2 separate regions of the Homo sapiens genome follow, and region 2 is linked to region 1. Evidence: read pairs that join two places in POLR2A ChIA-PET (ENCODE). Cell type or tissue: OCI-LY7. All regions are shown on one strand. Each heading gives the region's core, and the rest is flanking DNA. Links, peaks and the distances in the headings are about the cores only.

The links. Peaks named below come from ENCODE experiments on the same cell type or tissue, not always from the same donor. Only the 100,000 strongest peaks of a DNase experiment are listed, where the experiment ranks them.
Region 2: POLR2A ChIA-PET joins it to region 1 with 13 read pairs; 2 of 35 experiments call an interaction of 5 or more read pairs at or near these places.

Annotation. Positions count from the first base shown.
Region 1 is chr10:87,946,065-87,951,642 of GRCh38, reverse strand. All of the region lies in intron 5 of PTEN (phosphatase and tensin homolog), which reads right to left. It also overlaps the pseudogene RPL11P3. Among named protein-coding and RNA genes, the nearest start is that of PTEN, 85 kb to the right of the region's middle. In OCI-LY7, for the core only: no CTCF peak of the experiment used is centred there; no DNase peak of the experiment used is centred there.
Region 2 is chr10:88,032,375-88,048,870 of GRCh38, reverse strand. LOC105378414 (a long non-coding RNA gene) reads right to left here and starts at 6,605. Exons shown (of 2, transcript XR_001747303.1): 1 at 6,388-6,605. It also overlaps the pseudogene MED6P1. RefSeq lists a silencer at 6,245-6,539. In OCI-LY7, for the core only: no CTCF peak of the experiment used is centred there; no DNase peak of the experiment used is centred there.

The DNA.
Region 1 (5,578 bases), core at 732-4,731:
CAGCAGTAGCAAAAAGTGATGCTGGCATTAGGGCCCAACAAAAACAGGACTATGCAGTTGATGTAAATGTGTGAAACAATCTTCTAACACAGGTAAAGCTATCCTTGTACTACATGCATCTCTTTGTTGAAGAAACCAGGGAAAAATGAAGTGTTTTAGAAAATGTAAGTATTACAAATGATTAAAATGTATCTAGTTCTCAAGAGTTTATTAAACAATAAAACATAAATAAAATTTTGTAATACATGTGGCACTTAATAGGGGAAGCTGAGTTATCTAAAGAGAAAAATCTAATATGTACAACAATGCATTCACTAACGAAGACGAATAAATGAGGTATTTAAGGGTTTTTTTTATTAGACATGTGACTTAAGAAAAATCCAACCTAAAAATGTAAGACAAACAATAAGCAACATTAAGAAGTTTAACGGTAAAAGTAACTTACAGAACACTGTACCTTAAATGAAAGTATACTCAAGAGGAAAAAGAATTTGCAATTATTTCTCTTTTAAGTTACTACTGGCATCTAAATCTCCCCAATGTCTTAAAAATTGTAGACACAACCTTCTTCTCCCTAATGAAAAATATAAAACATATTTATGTGAATTTAAAAACAGGCCAGGTGCAGTGGCTCACAACCTGTAATCCCAGCACTCTGGGAGGCCGAGGTGGGCTGATCACTTGAGGTCAGGAGTTGGAGACCAGCCTGGCCAACATGGTGAAACCCCGTCTCTACCAAAAATACAAAAAATTAGCTGGGCGTGGTGATGTGTACCTGCAGTCCCAGCTACTTGGGAGGCTGAGGCAGGACAATCACTTGAGCCTGGGAGACGGAGGTTGCAATGAGCTGAGATCGTGCCACTGCACTCCAACCTGGACCACAGAGAAGACTGTCTCAAAAAACAAACAAAAAACCAGGTATGCTGAATAGCAAGTATGTAGGTATCCACTGTAGTACTCCTAATATTTTTTCAAAGATGAGCATGATTTTATTATAGACAATTTAAAAATATGTGTATGTGTGTATAAATGTCAAAAAAAATCGGTATAAACCATTTCAAATCATGACAAGTGATTTAAGATTTTTAGCCACAGTATAAAGACCAAAATTTTATAAATAAAAGACTTGTATTTGAATGCTGACAGTCAAAATACAAACTCTGATGTGTTTTCGAAGGAAAATGAGGACAATAATATGTACCCTTCCTTAACAGGGCTCTCATGAGGATCAAACACCAGATGCAGTTACACAAAAGCATGCTAAAACTACAAAATGGTACACGGTTTTAGCAATTCTGTACCTGTATTCAAGGTGCAGTTTTGGAATAGCTGGAATTTTATTTCTATATAATTTTCTTTTTTCTTTTTTTTTTTTTTTTTTTTGAGACGGAGTTTCGCTCTGTCGCCCAGGCTGGAGTGCAGTGGTGCGATCTCGGCTCACTGCAAGCTCTGCCTCCCGGGTTCACGCCATTCTCCTGCCTCAGCCTCCCGTGTAGCTGGGACTACAGGCGCGCACCACCATGCCCGGCTAATTTTTGTATTTTTAGTAGAGACGGGGTTTCACCGTGTTAGCCAGGATGGTCTCGATCTCCTGACCTCGTGATCCGCCCGTCTCGGCCTCCCAAAGTGCTGGGATTACAGGCGTGAGCCACTGCGCCCGGCCTAATTTTCTTAACAAAACAGTAAAAGGTAAGGTAAAGTAGTAGTACTTTGAAGAGCAGTACTACTACTCTTCATACTCTTCATTAAAACATTAAAAATTATTAAAGTTAAAAAATGTAAACTTACAATGATTTTATTACGTCACATTTAATGTAATTTCAGCAAACAACTGTCATTCATGTTTAGCAAGATAAATACAGAATTGCTAAGCAGAAAGGAAATATCACATGGAAGATGAGTGGGAGGTGTACTTTTTTGAACCATGTGAATTTTTTAACCATATGCATTTATTATCTAGTCAAAATATGCAATAAGATTTAAAAAAATTAAGTCAATGCGAGTCTACGAGTAGACCACATTGTCAACATTATTTGTTGGGGTTTAGTGGATGACATTTTTCTCTTTATCTCCATTTTTGGCATAAGTTTGTGTGCAATAATAAAAAGATTTCAAAGCTTTAGGTTTTTTCAAGTAGCAAGTGATTAGTAGTGTACCTATAATGTAGGTGATTATACATTCTGTTAATCCTTACCCAAAAAAGGATAGGCAACATAAAAAATATATAAATCTACTAGTTGTCAACATTGGGTGAATAATCTATGTATGAATACCAGTTGAAACAAAATTACTGACAATTCAAAGAAAAACATGGAAAAGTACATTTTAAAATTTAATCAATTAGTTTACCATCAATATTACAGTCTATTTTCTTAACTTTGCAATTCTTATCTACCTGCTGCCTTGTCAGCACCCAAAATTCAACACTTCTAGATTAACAAATATTAAAAAGTTGGGAGGCTCACATGTATCTGTTTCAGAGTCTCCAATGTGACCTCCTCATTCTAGTCCTATCTCTCTGAGCCATGATGCACACTCACTAAAATTGAATTAACACCTGCAATATAGGATTTCCAATGAGTGGAAAGTCCACACTAAAATTTTAGTCATCTTTAAAAGCTTATACATATGAATAAAAGGCTGTAAAGCTCTTGCAGATTAAAAAATACTCTGTTTTCAAATCTTTTTTTTTTTTTTTTTTTTTTGAGATGGAGTCTCGCTCTGTCACCCAGTCTGGAGTGCAGTGGTGCGATCTCAGCTCACCGCAACCTTGCCTCCCGGGTTCAAGCAATTCTCCTGCCTCAGCCTCCCGAGTAGCTAGCACTGTAGGGATGGCCACTGCGCCTGGCTAACTTTTGTATTTTCAGTAGGGAAGGGTGAGTCAGCATGTTGGCCAGGCTGTCTTGAACTCCTGACCTCAAGTGATCCACTCCCCTTGGTCTCCCAAAGTTAAGGGATTACAGGCCTGAGCCACTGTGCCTGGCCTAAAATTTTTCATTTTTCATGTAAATTAAAGCTAATAAGGGCCAGTTTTTATTCTCTAACCAAGACCTTTTAAGTTAAATTGATCTTTAACTACACACACACACCCCTGCCCAAGGGTACAGTTCTACTTTCTACTAGTAGTAACTCTCCTTTTCCACTTTAATTTTGAGGAAAATTATTTACACAGCTGACCCTTGAACACAGGTTTGAAATGTGTGGGTCCACTTACATATATGGATTTTTTTTCAATAAAATTTTTCAGAGATTTCAACAATTTGAAAAAACCTGCAGATGAAACACATAGACTAGAAATATCAAAAAGTTAAGAAAAAGTTAGGTTTATGTCATGACTACATAAAATATATGTAGATTAGTCTGTTTTATCATTTACTGCCATAAAATATACACAAACCTATTATAAAAAGTTAAAATTCATCAAAACATATGCACACAAACCTTAAGACCAGACATAATACCACTTGTAGTCAAGATAAATGTAAACAAATGCAAAGATGCAGCATTAAATCATAGCTACCTAATATTAACTGTAGTACATACTATACTACTGTTAAAATCTCATAGCTAACTTCTGTTGCTACTGCAGTGAACTCCAGGGTTGCAAGAATCTGTTTAAAACACTGTGTGACACTAATCATCTCTGTATGATCAGCTCATCTCTCCAGTAAATTGTGTATTGCAATCAAAAGCTATCTCTCTCACGGCTCTTGTGTGTTTTTCTTTTCTTTTCTTTTTCTTTTCTTTTTTTTTGCGACAGAGTCTCCCTCTATCATCCAGGCTGGAGTGCAGTGGCACGATCTCGGCTCACTGCAACCTACGCCTTCTGGGAAAAAGCGATTCTCCTGCCTCAGCCTCCCGATTAGCTGGGATTACAGGCACGTGCCACCATGCCTGGCTAATTTTTTTATTTTTAATAGAGACAGGGTTTCACTGTGTTAGCCAGGATGGTCTCAATCTCCTGACCTCATGATCCGCCCGCCTCGGCCTCCCAAAGTGCTGGGATTACAGGCGTGAGCCACCGTGCCCGGCCCTCTTGTGTAGTTTTCATTGTGTCTAGTGCAATGCCGTAAACCTTAACACCATGAGACCCATATGAAGTGCCAACAGTGATGATGGAAGCGCTTTCAAAGAAAGAAGTCATAGACATTATAAGAATAAAGTGACTTGCTTGATATGTACAGTAGATAGGTACAGCTGTAGCTGCTGGCCATTTCAGACAGATGCTTCATCTTGTAAACAGCAACATAAATGTATGGTACCAATAAATACAGTACAGTACTGTAAATGTGTTTTCTCTTCCTTATGATTTTCTTGATACATGTTCTTTTCTCTAGTTTACTTTATTGTTAAGAATATACTATATAATACACATACAAAATATGTGTTATTGCCTGTTTATGTTGTGGGTAGGGCTTCTGGTCAACAGTGGGCTACATTATCGAACGGTCAACTGTATCCTTAACTTTTTTTCCTCAAATACAACTTTCAACAATTCTAGCTTTAGCTAAAAAACTTTAGCTAAACTAAAGAACTTCAGCCATTACTCTTTCAGCTCCTTTATGTTCACAGACCAGGAGGTAGACCTCAGAAGTATATTTAGTGTTCCTCCTAATATTCCTTCCAGCCCCCTTTCCTACAGCTTTGCCTATTTCAAACCCCTATCACTCAATAACTCTTCTGGTATACACTTTTTAAACTCTTGACCACAACGATTTTAGCACTTTGTTCTCCCAACCTCTCTCTTGATCCTGACCAACACATCACCTTCGATGAATTCAGCTCCTGCTTTACTGGGAACCCTGAGGTCATCCAATACAAACACTCAAAATTCCCTTCTCCCATCTTAAAATCTCCTTATACTTGACGTCTCTTCCTGTTCAACAAGTTTCTATTTTGGACAAGTGCTTTATTAATTATCTCCTATCTGGCATGTGCCTTTATTCTCTCCACTTGTCTCTAAATAATATGCTCAAGTAATCTTCATTCTTTATCCAAGGCTGGCAAACAACTGAAAGACCAAAAACCCACACTCTCCCTAGATTCTGTATCTCTCTCAAACTATTAGCCTCCCTCTCTATAAACAGCAAATCTTGAGACGCTCTTACTCCTTAATCCAGAGAAATTGATTATGAGGCTGATTTCTTTTTGAAGGGGAGGGGGGTGCCATGGTCTCACTCTGTCACCCAGGCTGGAGTGCAGTAGTGCAATCTTGGCTCACTGCAACCTTTGCCTCCCAGGTTCAACCCCCTCAGCCTCCCGAGTAGCTAGGAGTACAGGCGCCTAACACCAAGCCCTGCTTGCTTGCTTGTTTATTTATTCATTTATTTATTTATTAAGGAGGAACGAGGGTTTTGCCATGTTGCCTAGGCTGGTCTCAACTCCTGGACTCAAGAAATCTGCCTTGGCCTCCCAAAGTGTTACGATTACAGGGATGAGCCACCATGCCCAGCCGAGGCTGATTTCTTAATGGTCATTAATGCTTTGTCAACAACTAATTTCCTGCTGTTTTCACAATCCCATCCTGGCTGCTGGCTGATCTTTTTTTTATTTTTTTTTTAAACATTTCACTGAAAAC
Region 2 (16,496 bases), core at 5,658-9,657, 92 kb before region 1:
ACTACTAAAATTAATGTTTCCAACTTATTAAATACATTTTTCTTAGATGTCCATCATAATAAGAAATGAACACAAAGAATGTTGAAATATTTTAAGAATAACTTAGGATTTGAGGAATTCCTAAGAATTCCTGGGAGTTTTGATTTCTCATCCTCAAAGATTAATACCTGTTGAAAATCTGGAAACACCAGAATTCTTAAATAAAATGGTAGTAATGAAATGCATCCATTTGCACACTCAAGAGCCCATTCCTTTTAGCTTTCTGAAGCAACAGCAGCAGTCCCTACCCAAGTCATCCCACTAGCTGATTCCTAACATGTCATTGCTGATGTAATCCCTCAAGCAAGAAACATAGGATAGGTTATGAATTACAGAGGGCTTACTACAGTGCATGGAATTCAGGCTGCTTTTGATGAAGTGATGTCATACTATGAATATCTTCTACCTATAGGTTATTAGAACTTCAAGGACCAATAAAAGCAAGATAAAGCCAAATTTAAAGCCAAAAGGAAAGAAGAACCAAGCTCTGTTTTCCAGAGTAACGTGTAGACTTTAGACAAAATTTTCCACCCAAATTTGTGCGTCACAGGTCAGGAGAAAAGCCTATCCCAGTAAATCAGACAAAGAAAGAATCAGAACCTACCACACTATGTAAAATCAGAGGAGACAGGGACCTCAAAGAACATCCCCCACACAATGAACACTGAAGGCTTCCTGAGAAATAGGCAAAAACTCCAGTAAGCACAGGACAAAAGAGAAGTTGCCAAATTAAGAGCCTCCCTTATTTTTGTACCTCATGCCCCTGGTTTATGGCAGACATTGAGCTGGAGAACACCTAGTCATAGCCCTCTCCTTTATATGGGAAATGTTACTCCTTTAAGAAGGATGACTCCCTTTATGTTTTCTATATAAACTTTCCTTATGCATCTTTTATACCCTTTCCCTCACTGAACTTGAGCAGCCCATTCACTCACCTTATAATGTCTATAGAGGAGGGAAAAAAAAGAGAAAAGAACAGAGAAAGGAAAAGGAAAGGGGAAGAGAAAGGGAAAGGGAAAGAAAAAAAAGGAAAGGAAAGGAAAAGAAAAGAAAGGAAGAAGGAAGGAATTGCAAAAAAAAAAAAAAAAAAGTAGAGAAGTAGTTTGAGGTCAACACTTTATCAAGAAAACTTCACTAATTGTGGGAGTGAATTGTCTATGCATGGACATTTTATGAATTTCCCCATTTACAAATGCACCCTACTCACAAAGCTAACTACTTTAAAGTTCTTCACATGGCTACTACCAAAGATAGACTTTTAAAAACAGTCACATTACCTTTGAGGAAGGACCCATGCCAATCTTTTCTCAGTCCATTCAGCGTGAGTGTGTGTGCTGCCAAAATGTGGTCTTGTGTAGTTTTCATTTCATTTTATTAATAAACCCAAGCTTTTCTTCAGAAAAGATGTGCTGATGGCACTTTTTAAAGAAACAAACAGTAACCTTCACAAGACACTCTCCAACTGCAGCAGCAAGCAAGGACTCAATTAGGCCCCAGACTCATATCCCACCAGAGTGGCCAGGACGCATGGTCCAGGCAGAAGAATTTCATGTTTATTTTGTGGAAAATGGGAAATCCTTGGAAGACTGGCATGACATTCCCAAGGAAGTATTTTTGGAAAATAGATTTGTCTCTCTTGAATGGAATAATATAGTCATCTGTCAGCCAGTCGTTGGCCCATTACCAAAAGTACCTCTCTACATCCACTTTTATAAAAACATAATTTCCACTTTTACTTTAGATTCACTCAGAAGGTACATGTACAGGTTTGTTACATGGGTACATTGCATGATGCTGAGGTTGGGGTATGAATGATCCTGTCACCCCGTTAGTGAGCATAGTGCCCAACAGGTTTCAATCCCTGCCCTCCTTCCTCTAGCAGTCCCCAGTGCCTATTGCTGCCATCTTTATGTTCATGAGTATCCACTGTTCAGTTCCTATGTATAAGTGAGAACATGTGGTATTATTACAAACCACTTTTATGTTTTTAGTCTATTTTTGCATATGAAGGTAGACGATGCAATATACTACTGTGTAAATTGTGGAGAAGTAGGAAACTCAATGGAAGCCAAATATAAGATGGATGGAAGGACGCATGGACAAGTCACTGGCACTCTCTGAACCTCAGTTTCCACATCTGTAAAATGGAGGAAATATACCTACCACATGAGAATGAGTATAAAATGCTCAGCACAGTGCCTATCATATAAATATTAGCCTCAAATGTTAGCTAACATCATTATCATCATTATCATCACTATCAACTACCCACCACCACCACAATCATCATGGCCGTCATCAGCACCCTAGCAGCAGCAGCAACATAGGGCCACCAGAGCAAGCCTTCCCATCGTCTCTTGAAATCCCGTTCCCCAGGCAGATCCTTACTGTTCATCATAGTATTTCTCAACATGTTCTTCTCCAGCATAGAGGAGATCCAACCAGGGGAAGAGGCTAAGAAACAGTATGTCAAAAACGTCTTAAATATTGAAGAAGGCTGAGGGTATTGAGGAAGGAAACAAACTACTTCAAGCACAATGACAATTCCCAGGAAATGTAAATTGGTTGGACACCCTTTGTGTTATTCAAGTGTTCCTTACAGATGTTAATTCACCTCATTTGGACCCCTTTGCAAATGGCGGCTGCCAACAAATGTCCCTGGTTAAACACAACTTAAGAGAATTGCTCAGAAAAGGGCATGTTCTGTGCTCCTGCGAGGACAAAGTTAAGATCATTTGTTCCCTACTCAATTCATCTTTGACCCCCAAACACATTCTTCAAGAGCAATCTTCCTCTTTAGAAGTTCCTCTCTTGGGTTTTAGAGAACTTTTTGGCTTGAACTCTTTCTAAAATTAAAGCCAACTGCTGTTAACTCTCAGATGCAATGATATTACACTCTGGCCGGGGCTGACTATCACAGACGCATCCCAAACCACATAAGTTCTTATTGTTTAAACTGTCTTAAGCAGCTGTTAAAACATACCCTAAGATATCAAAGCCACTCTAATTAACTTCCTGCTTCTTTGGGACTTCAAAGTCTTTCAAAAACTTTTAAATAGGGTTTTTATAGAGAATTTGACCTAATATTTGAAGAAAATTTTGCAAGCTTGCCCAAGAGACTCCAACTTCTCCTTCCCTGTTCCACTCCCATTCCCTCCCCACCCCCCAGAACCTCAGCGTTCTAAGACTAGCTGTGAGAATTGAGGATAAATTTTAAAATCTGCCATACCAAAAATGTAAATCTCTTTACTCACATCCATGCTATTTATCAGGGTGGTCATTGACATCCCACGTAAATGGCCCTCCCTGTGACACCCCTTCTCAACTTGGCAACCCTTTGCCCATCCCTCAAACCAAAACTTCTCTGTGAAGTGCCCCTGGATCTCTCAGGGTGAGGGCACCGCTCTCTTTCCCAGCGCCCACACAATCCCCACATCTCTGCTTGGCTTTTATCACGATGAATTGGAATGTGTCCGTTTACGTGTCTGCCTCCCTGTCTAGACTATGAGGTCCATAGGGCAGGAACTGTTTTGTATTAAGCTTTGTGCTCCCACAGCCTAGCACAGGGCTCTGCATACCCATGAGCAGGACTCAATAGATGTCTGATAAATGACTGAGTCCCAACTCATTCTGGGGGAGTTTGAGTTGCATTTTAATGTATCCATTCCTTATTGGTTTTTGACCTCAATCCCCAGGTGTTCCATAAACATCATCTTAAAGGCATTATACCAAGGGAATCGCTGCTCTGAGTAACGGGGTCATAAAAATTAGCTAAAACTTGGAAATAAGGCAAAAATGGTGAGTGGCACACCTTTCCAAGTCCTCCAGAGAATTTCCCAGGAGAATATACTTAGTTCATTTCATTGCTTGCCAGTGACTTAAGGTCTCTGACTTAGTGAATTTATCTATTATCTTGTATATTTTTGTCCAGTAGAGACACTGATCATTTCTGTCTGCTGGAACATATAACCTCAAAGATTTGTGGCCTGTTGGACATTAACCAGTTTATATCTAACCCAGTAATCTTATCCTAACAATTTTTTTATTAAATTGCCTATAAATATCCTCACTTCTTAGTCTTTGAACAGGATATGCCATCTTACTGGTTCCCTCATTAATGAATGAATTAAATAAAATCTTTGGTGGCACAGGCTTTTAGTCCTAGCTACTTGGGAGGCTGAGATGGGAGGATCACTGGAGCCCAGGAGGTCGAGGCTACATTGAGCCATGATCACACCATTGCACTCCAGCCCAGGTGAGAGAAAGAGGCTCTGGCTCAAAAAAAAAAAAAAAAAAAAAAGGGTGTTTCTTTTGTATTTCCCTGAATCAGATTTTACCTTTTTAACAATTTTTTTTTAGAAATAAAAGTCATAATCCACAGTGACAGTACAAAACCAAAAGTCTACAGGTTAGGTCCCATGGAGCAGCAGAGAGGCCTGGGCTGGGTGTGCAGGAAGTTGGCTCTGCTAGGAACTCTCTATAACCTCCAGAACCTCCCTCGTGCTTATCTGTCACAGAAGGACAATATCCTAAGCTCCCTGTATCCCTCACAGGATTACTGAGATAATCACATGGATCAATTTACTTAAATAACTTTGGAAGAGTCTAAAGTACCAGTCCTGGTGGGGCATGGTGGCTCATGCTTGTAATCCCAGCACTTTGGGAAGCCGAGGTGGGTAGATCACATGAGGTCAGGAGTTCAAGACCAGCCTGGCCAACATGGCAAAACCCTGTCTCTACTAAAAATACAAAAATTAACCTGGCATAATGGCGCGTGCCTGTAATTCCAGCTACTCGAGAGGCTGAGGCACGAGAATTGCTGGAACCCGGAAGGCGGAGGTTGCATTGAGCCGAGATTACACCACTACACTCCAGCCTGGGCAACAGAGCGAGACTCTGTTTCATAATAAATAAATAAATAAAGTAGCAGTCCACCATGAAGCTCTTGTAAAAGAAGGCCAGCTTTTCCCCCAGAAAACAGTGGTGAGAAGGACAATACATGGAAGGAGACCAGAATGAACATAGATAGGAAGGAGCTGCTGCCATCCCACCCCACCCCTCTGGCCCAGGGTTAAACCACTGTCAGCTCCTGCCTGGACATTGGGAAGAGCCTTCTAAAGCATCCACTCTTGCCTCCAACCCCATCCAGTCTCCACACAGCAGCGACTGTTCTTTCCAAACTGTAGGAAGATCATGTCACGCCTCTGCTTCAAGCCCTCCAGAGGCCCTCCGACACTCTTAGGTTAACATTCACACTCCTTTCTTGGCCCACAGGGCACTATGTGATCCAGCCCCATGGCTACTTCTCCAAACTCATCTCAGGGGTTTCTCATCTTTCCTCTGTGCTCCAGCTTCACAGGTGCTATTAGGCTCCTCAGGCAGGTGTAGCTCTCTCACCTCAGGGCCTTTGCCCACTTGCTGTTTCTTCTACCCGAAAGTCTCATTCCCATCCCCCTTTCTTCACATTACTGGCTTCTTTTGATATTACCTTAAATTTCACACACACACCCCAGAAAGAACATCCTTGCCCACCCTTGCCAGAAATATATCTACCACTATTCTCTCTCTGGCTCTGTTCTTAGTACTCTCCAGCATGGGAAGATATTTATGTATGGTCTGTCTCCCCCATCAGCAAGACTGCCTGGTAATTGCCCTAGTGCCTGGCACATAGTAGGCACCTGATACATATTTGTTGAATACATGAGGATAAAGGCACAAGATACCCAGCTGCTTCCAAGTAACGGAGGTCATGCGGGACAGACACATTTCTGAACCCGTGCAATGCAAGTTCCTGAATCCCAAGTACATGTTTCAAAAGACTGTTAACCAAGAAGAAAACTCCCAAGCTCGCAAGGCGTCAATTCAGTGCTGCTTTCAAGAACAGGGCTCCTCAGAAACGCTCTGCCTAAGGAACAACAAGTAACAACAGGTCTCACCAGCACTTCATTTCGTAACTCCAAAGATATCGAATCACTTCATGAGAAGGAAACAGCCCTTCCTACCAAGAATGAAACATTACCCAGAAACACGGCTGCATCTGTACCCAAGGGCTAGGCTTGAAGCAGATGAAAACAACCACCAACTGGAATTCACGGATGTTTCAACAGCACATTGGGGAGAGAAAATCCCAAGCTGCCTTACAGGATTCTGCTCGAGGTTTGCTTCAGGGTATCCAATTATACAGCTCCCTCTCCACAAGCCTTAATCAGAGCCGCAGGGCGCTCCATTTCCAGGGGCTTAGGGCTTTACAGTTTCTGTGATCACTCTTGCCAGCCACTCCAATGGCTGCAGCACGAGGCCCCGTACCTTCAGGATGCTCCCATAATGCCCAGGGCGCTGCCGGCTCACCTCTGTGAAAAGATACCTCCAACAAGCAATGCTGCCTAAGAGCTGCTGGTTAATGGGGTGCTCGTCTCCATTCACATTTTTCATATCAAGGATATCAAACAGCAGCAAAAGAGGTCATGGCAGCAAAAAGCTATTTCCTGGAAAAGTGTCTGATGGGGGAAGGGCCCAAAATGATTTCATTCACTATGTGACTGGCCCGGTCAAGTTATCTGGAGATCAGAGGCTGCTGGAAACCTGCCCCTAGAAGTCCTTCCCCACAAAGGCTTGTGGCCAACAGGAATGCTAAGGCAGGGATGCAAACAGGGCTTTCTTGCTTTGGGGGAAATATTAGGTTGTAGCCCCAGATAAGTTCATTCTAAGCAGCCAGGCAGAGAATACCTATCTTCAAGTGTTTACCTTTTTCAGGTGCAACAGAATTTTTTTCTGCACCTGTCAACCTGCCACCCCCAATCAAAGGCCAGGCTGCAGCCTTCACAGCCAGGACCCACCCACCTGTGCAACCTCTGCCCAGAAACCCAAGTCCTATCTCAGGATTCCAAGTTAAAGAGTTTCTCTTATCACTTCCAACCCCTTGCCTCCATGAAGAAGTTCTTCCCTGAAACGCACCAAACTCTTCTTGAAACTCAGACAACGACACGAACGAGCTTGTCGCCATGCTTTGTTTAACTTTTTTTTTTCTCAGAAATGTCTTGTGGCCAAAAATAGAACATTTTCCGTTCTGGGGAACAAACAGCATCCATGGGAATTAAAGTAGTGCCTCATGCCTCTCCAGAAAATTCCTGCACGCACACTCATGCACACATAAGCTGCTTGCAAGTTCCAAAACGTTGCTTTCTGTAGGTACAGTGGTGAACAGGAGCCAAAAGTCCTCTGTTTATTTTCTATCCAAGAAAGTTGCCAGATAAAAAAACACAAGGGCACCTCAGGGAGGCTTTATAGGAAAAATCTAACTTAACCTAGTGTAATGATTTTGAAAATGGCCCCATTGTCCACCCCTCCTCCCTCTCACCACCATCCTAGAGTTGGTCTCAAGACTCACTCCTCTAAAATTCCAAAACGTCATGGCCTTTATTCCGGCAAGCTACTGTTGCATGATTAGCCATGAGGTTTCTCTAAACTTACTCCTTCGATGGAATCAGAAATGACACATTTAGGAAAAAAATCTCAATCTTAAATACTGAACTAGGTAAAATGAAGCCTTGTGTAAAATGTCAGAAAAACAGTAATCCAGAAATTAGGCTACTAGCACAAGATGCGGCAGTATTTTATACACTCTTACGTGTCTTACAAATTTATTATTGTCAGCATTTCCATAATCCTCTTTAATGAGACTTACATGGCTACAATGACATTTCTTATTTTTACGTTGGAATATGCAGCCCATTGACTATCCGCCACCTCTCCAAAACCAGGGATTGTGTTAGCTATGAGGTCTGCAGGGGCTGTTTTGTTTGTTTGTTTTGCTTGTTTGTTTGTTTTTTGAGATGGAGTCTCGCTCTGTTGCCCAGGCTGGAGTGCAGTGGCACGACCTTGGTTCACTGCAAACTCCGCCTCTCGGATTCAAGCAATTCTCCTGCCTCAGCCTCCTGAGTAGCTGGGATTACAGGCACCCGCCACCATGCCTGGCTAATTTTTTGTATTTTTAGTAGAGACGGGGTTTCACCATGCTGGCCAGGCTGGTCCTGAACTCCTGACCTCGTGATCCTCCTGCCTAGGCCTCCCAAAGTGCTGGGATTACAGGTGTGAGCCACCGCACCTGGCTGGGGCTATGTTTTTATATGCAGCTGGTAAGAATTTAGAAATGAGGATTAAGAAAAAGGAAAGGTCCTTTAAAATAACTGGATCTATTGCTGACACCAGAAGTAGGAAAAACTAATAAGCCAATACAGGGACAGTGAAGGAAAGACCAAGAAATGGGGAAAAGCATAAGAATAGGGGAGAAAACGGGAAGTAAGAGACAGAGAAGAATCTGAACATCAGACACTAATTGATGGATGATTGGAGGTGAACAAAAGCAAACTGAATGACCCAAGAGGGGCCATGGGAAGACAAGTATGGCAGGAGAGAGGGGACAGGAAGGCCAAAGGGAGAAGTAAGCATATAATCTAATGATTAGAGAATAGTTATTTACCAACTGGGTTACATTGGCCAGTTCACCATTCTGAAGCTCAGTTACTTGGTATATTAAGTGGAGATACTAGAATCTCATGCAGGAGCATGTGGATTAAATGAGTTAATACATAAGATGCTTATAACAGTGGCTGGTTCAGAGTAAACATTTAACAAATGTTAGCTATTATTATTACCAAAAGACAAACATATTGCATATTTCCATCAGAGAATATTTGCTTATGGGCTAGACCTTCAGTTATACTGTCATTGCATTCTTCTAACACATAAGGAAGCATAAAAATTACGAGGGAGCTGTGAACCCAAGTGCACTGGTGAAAGAGATTGCAGGATAGTGGTCCAGACGCTGACAAGTACTTGCAACAATTAGCCCCCAGAGACTGAATGAAAGGGATTTCGTAGCCAAGAATTTGTCACAACCACTGTTCCCATTTTCGACTTCGATACTTCATTCAGTCAACAAACATCATGCAAGCAGCTCTTGAAGCCTACACACATTTGGTCTTGCCCCAGCTTATCTTTCTAGAATCAACTTGAGCCCCTTCTACCAACCTCACCATTTTGCAGCTGTACCAGGGTAATTATTCAAAAGACATTTCTTGTTCTTATGATCCTGCCCTCCTGCATTTGCTCAAGTTGTTTGCTCAACCTGGAATTTCCTTTCCTATTTCTGTAGTCTAGCAAGATATTAGTCATCCATCCAGGCCAAATGTTGTGTTGGTTTTTGTGCCCTCCGTTTTCTTCTCCCCCATTGTTTAGCAGGATGAATCCTCCTCACCTCAGTTCTCTTGGTATACAAATGGTAAATATTAATATATACACCTTATTATGGATTGAACTGTGTCCCTCAAAGATGATATTGTGAAGTCCTGACTCTTTGTGTGTGACCTTATTTGGAAACAGAATCTTACAGATTACAGAAGTAATCAAGTTAAAATGAGGTCATTAGGGTGGTCCCTAATCTGACTAGTGTCCTGATAAAATAAGAAAACTTGGAGGCCAAGCACAGTGGCTCACGCCTGTAATTCCAGCACTTTGGGAGGCCACGGAGGGCAAATCACTTGAAGTCAGGAGTTCGAGACCAGCTTGGCCAACAGGGTGAAACCCCGTCTCTACTAAAAATAAAAAATTTGCCAGATGTGGTGGCACACGCCTGTAATCCCAGCACTTTGGGAGGCCCCAAAGCGGGCGGATCACTTGAAGTCAGGAGTTCGAGACCAGCCTGGCCAACATGGTGAAACCTTATTTCTACTAAAAATACAAAAATTAGCTGGGCATGGTGGCACACATGTGTAATCCCAGCTGCTCTGGAGGATGAGGCAGGAGAATTCCTTGAACCCAGGGAGCAGAGGCTGCAGTGAGCCAAGATTGTGCCACTGCACTCCAGCCTGAGCAACACAGCAAGACTCCTTCTCAAAAAAAAAAAAAAAAGGAAGAAAGAAAGAAAGAAAATTTGGACACAGAGACAGATGTACAAAGGAACGACACATGGAGAACTCCAGGTATAGGTAGAGGATTGGAGTGATGCATCTACAAAGTCAAGGAGCCACGAGAAGCTGGAAGAGAGGCATGGGCCCGACTCACCCTCACAGCACCCAGAAGGACCCAACTCTGCCATCACCCTGATTTCAGACATCTAGCCTCCAGAGCTGTGAGGAATACATTTCTATTATTTAGAGCCTCCCAGTTGTGACACTTTGTTAGGACAGCCCTAGGAGACTAATCTGCACCTCAACCACAGCACACGCTTGGTCTCCATGGGAGATCCCTGAGGTCAGGAACTGAAGAGCATTTGTCTCTAGATTCTCAGACCTCTAGCATCATCTGGCAGGTAAAAGGCTCTCTAAACTCTAAATTCTTATGAAGTAACTCTCTAGGAGTCCACAGTCTAGACCAGGGGTCGGTAAACTCTTGGCTTGTGGGCCAGATCCAGCCCACTGCCTGTTTCAGTAAATAAAGTTTTATTGGAACACAGCCACGCTCATCCATTTGTTTTGTCTATGGCTGATTTCACACTAAAACCGCAGAGTTGAGTAGTTGCAACAGAGACCATATGGCCTGTAAAGCCTAAAATATTTACTCTCTGGCCCTTTACCAAAAAATTCTACTGACCCCTGGTCTAAAAGGAAAGAAACATAAATGAAGCACAGCAATAGAATAAAATCAATTCTATAATATAACATAGATAGGTGCAGAGAAAAGAATTATGGGTTGAATCAGTATTTATAGAGAAGATGACATTTTTAAAGTGAGAGTCTAGTTGGAAAAGTCAAAATACATCATTTATTCCCTCTATTGTGTCCTCTGAACTACCAACCTTTGCACTAGTGGTTGCAGAGTGGTTGTGGGCTGGAGTTGTAGAGCTGGTTTGGGGGAAAACGATGATGGGTTCATTCTCTACCCATTGAGTTGGACTGGCCAGTGGCATACCCAAGATGAGATGTCCTCTCACTAAACATTGCTGAGAAGTCTAGGTCAGAGGCACAGATTTGGGGCTTAACACAATACAGATGAAGCCCTCACAGGAAGAGAGAAGCTTACCCAGAAAGAGTAGGAGGTGAGGAGAGAAGACAGTTGCACAGGAAATTCAGGGCACTTCTGAACTTAGCAGTAGTAAAGGAAGAGGAAAAGCCCCTGAGGGGCCTTTTTACAGAGAAGAGAGACAGGGAAAAAAAAAGAGGGAATGCTGTTCCTCGGGCCCAGGAAAAGAGGGTCCAGCAGTGTCCAGATGCCAGGAGAATGAATCTGACATATTCAGCAACCAAGAGGCCAATGGCCTGGCATCAGTCATTTCAGTTGCTTATCACTGGCACAAGTTACTACTCAAACTGAACCATAGGAAAAGGGAACTTCAGTTATCATGAATAGAAAACAATAGAGACTAAGAGAAAGGGAAAGAAAAAAAATTTTAAAAAGAGATGAGAAAAACACAGAAATTGAAGATAACAGGGCTGAAATTAACCTCATCCATGAAATCTATGTTATGCTCGTTCTATATCAACTTTATACTTTATCTAAATTCAACAGAGCTAACTGAAAAAACAAGGAAAATTCTACCATTTGAGACAACATGGATGAACCCAGAGGACATTATGCAGAGTAAAGTAAGCCAGACACAGAAAGACAAACAATGCATGATATCACTTACATATGAATTCTAAACAAATCAAACTCATAGAAACAGAGCGTAGAAAGGTGGTCAGGGGATGCAGGATACAATACAGGGAGGAGATTTTGGTCAAAGGGTACCAAATTTCAGTCATAAAAGACGTAAGTTCTATAGATCTAATATACAACCTGGTAACTACAGTTAATACTAGACTGTATGCTTGAAACTTGCCAAGAGAGCAGGTCTTAAGTGTTCTAATCATAAAAAAAAAATAACTGTATGAGGTGACAGATATGTTAATTGTGAAATCACTCCAAACCTATGCATATAATTGTCCCCCCTTATCCAAGGGGAATATGTTCCAAGATCTCCAGTGGGTGCCTCAAACCACAGATAATACTTAGCCCTACATGTACTATGTTTTGTCCTGCACATACATATCTATGATAAAGTTTAACTTATAAACTAGGCACTGTAAGATAGTAACAATGAAAACTAGCAAAAAAATAAACAATTATAACAATATACTATAATGAAAGTTATATGAAGGTGGTCTCTCTCGCTCTTTCTCAAAATATTTTATTGTACTATATTCACTGATTTTCAGACCTCAGTTGACTGTGAGTAACTGAAACCATGCAAAGAAAAACCATGAATTAGGGGGAACTACTGTATATCAAAACATCACATAGTACACCTTAAATATACACAATTTTAATTTGTCAATTGTACCTCAGGAAAGCTGAGCAGAAAAGAAATAAATTCAACAGGGCTGAAAATTAATCAAGTGCATATGATTCATTCTTTTAGACAGCGCAGAAAATTCGATAACTGACTTAAAGCACATTAACAGGTTTTAAAGTAATCCCAGCTACAAATTATTGACTGCCCGCTCTGCGCCAGGTGCTGTGAAAGTTGCTTTAGATGGATTACCTCATTTGATCCCCACTAAAACCCTGTGTGGTGAATATATAGTAAAGTATAATTTATGATTTTTAGATGAGGAAGTTGAGGTTCAGAAATATCTCACAGCTATACACCATTCTGGGAAGGAGGAAAATGGGGAGCAGAGAAGAAGGGAGGAAACCAAAGTCAATATTTATAAATTGTTTACTGTTTGTAAGTATTACTGTAAGAATTTTAAATACTTTGGGTTCATTTCAGCCTCACAACAACCTATATGGTAGAGGGAATGGCAAGTAAATGAACTTAAAGAGGTTGCCAAAGCTTAGAAGTGAGGGAAAAACTGTGGGTTTCCAAAGAAATCTCTCAGAATTCAGAAATGAACTAACTATGGAGTTATGTGAGGGTAAGATCAGTCTAAGTCAATGCTAAAATAATACAAAATAACTCTGACTGCCTTCTAAGACATTTCTGAAGAGTTCCTCTGACCTTGAATGGAGGAAAACAGAACCATCCTCCCCTCCCCACATCTCCTACAGTCCACCCCCAGGAGAGGGAAAGGCCCCAACGAGGTGGCACTGGCTTGAAGCTCCTCCTCTGTGTCATAAGGGATGGGATCACATGACCCTGAATTCCTTCCAGAATTAAACATCAATGTTTTCAAGCACATGATAGAGTCTGGCAGGTAAAGGGACTGCAATGAGTGCTTATTACATAAGGAATTCAACTGAGATTTTAAAAGACCCCAATGAAGAGTATGTGAAAAATGGTCAATTGTCACAAATCACTTCCTTGTCTTGAAGGGGCTTTGTTCTGCAGAGTCTCCGCTTCCTTGCTTTACACAACTCCTGATATTCCAGTACAAAGTTGTGATCCAGGCCTCTCCTTGTCCTCATTCATGCATTCGTTCCACAAACAAAAAATTCTTCTCTGAAATGTATGTCATCCATTTTAGTGAACACTTAGAAGATGATCTTGAAATAATTGAGCATGCTAACAAACCAGGGAAAGGCCTGCTTAAGAACAATGAATGTTCATAATGCCTGAGGGAAGACAAGAAAATAGATTACTTATTCTTTATCATGGTTCTAATTAAGAATTTGGGTTCTTTGTTGTTGACTATGGAGAAATAAAACCCTCATACTCTGCTGGTGGAAGTTCTCATTACTTCTGGGAAATAACCTGGCAATTCTTATCATGAGCTTTAAAGTAAGTCAAGCCCTTGACTATGGAATTCTCCTTCTAAGGTTATAAACTTAGGAAAAGCACCAGAAAAGCAGGATGAGGGAAATAGTATCATGTTTTGCTCAAACTCTGGATTTATAGTGCCTGTACTATTCTAATGCTCACTTAGATGATCTACTTAACCTCTGTGCCTAAGTTTCCTCATCTGAAAAATGGAGATGACAATGGTCTCTGCATCACAAAGTTAACATCAAATGAGTTTAAAAGTGCAACATAATTTACATTTATTTTCTCTCTTTTTTTTTTTTTGAGACCGAGTCTCTCTCTTTCAACCAGGCTGGAGAGCACTGGTGCAATCTTGGCTCACTGCAACCTCCACTCGCAGGTTCAAGAGGTTCTCACGCCTCAGCCTCCTGAGTAGCTAGGATTACAGGCACACACCACCATGCTCTGCTCATATTTGTATTTTAGTAGAGACCATGTTTCACCATGTTGGCCAGGCTGGCCTTGAACTCCTGACCTTAAGTGACCTGCCTGCCTTGGTCTCCCAAAGTGCTGGGATTAAAGGCGTGACCCACCGCATCCAGCCTCTCATTTATTTCTCGTAAAAACTCCACAAGGAAGGCAAGAAAGATATTGGCCTGACATAGTCAATAGTAAGCATTCTCAATTAAATACAGTTTATTTTTATTAGTATCATGTATATTACAAAGATATAAAGATGTTCATTATATTATTTATTATAGTGAAAATGTGTCAAAAATTAATTGTTCAACAATAAGAGAACAGTTAAATAAATGATACTTTCATATGATAAAATAAGCAGATATTTAAAATGTTGATTTCAAAGAGAGGTTAACAAAATGGGAAAAATTCATCAAATAGTGTTGAGTGAAAAAGTAGGTGGAGAAGTTGCATGGACTGTATGATCCCAATTTTAACATGACATTGCAGTGGATACCGAATGCAGTCTTTGCCCAACTCCCCTTTGTGAAGTACCTGTCCCTCTCCAGCTGCTGGGAATATCACTGCTGATAGCACACAGCTGCATCCCCTATTGGGAATTGTCCTTGGCCCCAAAAAATAGAATCATCCAGAATTAGCCCCTCTAGGGGGCCAATGACTCACTGATGCAAGGATACAAAAGCCGGGCCAGTTACTTTACTTTGGGTCAATTCTAAAGGGCCGTCCCAGCTCCACAGCTCCCTCCATGATTGGCTGAGTCTCAGTTGCAACTGCATCTGGAGTCAGATTCTCCTCTGCACAGCGCGGTCCTTCCTTACTTTCTTACAAGGAGCATCTCCTGAAAGCATGCTCCCAGTAAGCATTCAGCAGGCAATTCTCAGAGTCTGTTTCCAGAGAACCCAATCTAAGGTATATTTAGATCAAAATATAATGAAGAGATGGAGCGTGGTAGATTTGGCGGGCAATGAAACTATTCTATGTCATACTTTGGTGGATACATGTCATTATACATTTGTCCAAACTCATGCTATATACAAGAATGAACCCCACTGTAAACTATGGACTTTGGATGATAATGTTATCTTGATGCAGGTTCATCAGTTGTAACAAATGTCTACTCTGGCAGGAAATGTTGATAATGGGGGAGGATCTGCACGTGTTAGGGAAGTGGGTATATGAGAACTCTCTGACCTGCTCAATTTTGCTGTGAACCTAAAACTGCTCTAAAAAATTAAGTATATTAAAAATATATATATTATGAGGGAATAGCTCTGAGTAAAGAAATTTCTGGATTTTCCAAATTCTGTATAAAAAGTATGTAGTACTTATTTTAAATGAATAAAATGACATTGTTTTAAAAGACGCAGAGTCCTCCCTGGACTGTTATAATTAATTAAGCCCATGAATGTCAATACATAGATTTTGTTTTATTTCTTTATCTCAAGCTGAGTTTTCTTTAAAAATATGCACATGTTTTCATTTAAATGGCATCACTCATAAGGAATGAGCCTAAATTAAATATATACACATACACTTCAGAGTATAAGTGTCTCAACCTGGCCATCAGGTTCCTTAATGTTCATATCCTAATGATCTACTGCAGCTTAAAATCTGACTCCTTACTCTGGGAGAATTGTTTTCATATTCTGTGCTATTTACTAGTCACACAAGAAAATCAGCCTCATGGTTTTGTAATAGTACTGTGGTGATTTATTTTTTTAAATCTTGCCCATTTTCCCACTCATCTCATTGTCCACTCAGTTAGATTCTGAAAACTACTGAAAGTTTCAAAAGATCCAATTCTTCCTCAAAAAAGATTAAGATTTTTCTTCATTGAGGATATTCAAAAACGTGCCAGAGATTTTGACAGTAGTTTCAGAAGAGGAGGCCTAAGACATCTGGAGTGATGACACATTGTTGGAGTATGAGCTCAGCCACCTACAGTAGCTGCTTGGAGAACACAATGCTTTGAATGGATTGGCTTTGGGTGTTTCTTCAAAGTTAAATCCACCATGGAACTTCAGCTTAGATTTTAAAATAATATAACTTTAGAAGTAACTATTTGAGTCAGACTTTCCACTTGTAGGTACAGAACATCTCCTCCTATGGATAAATGGCAAATTATTGTTACGAGATCAGAAAAAGCCGTCAAGATCTAAGGAAGCTGGAGGTGAACGAAAGAAGCCTGTGGAAATCTTCCACTCAAATAGTATATACTGCTCTCAGAGAAGTTATTATAACTATCGATAAAGGGGGAAAGAACAGACAAAGATTTTGGCTTTATATTTTTTGTATCATCAGTCTTGCCTTTGTGAGG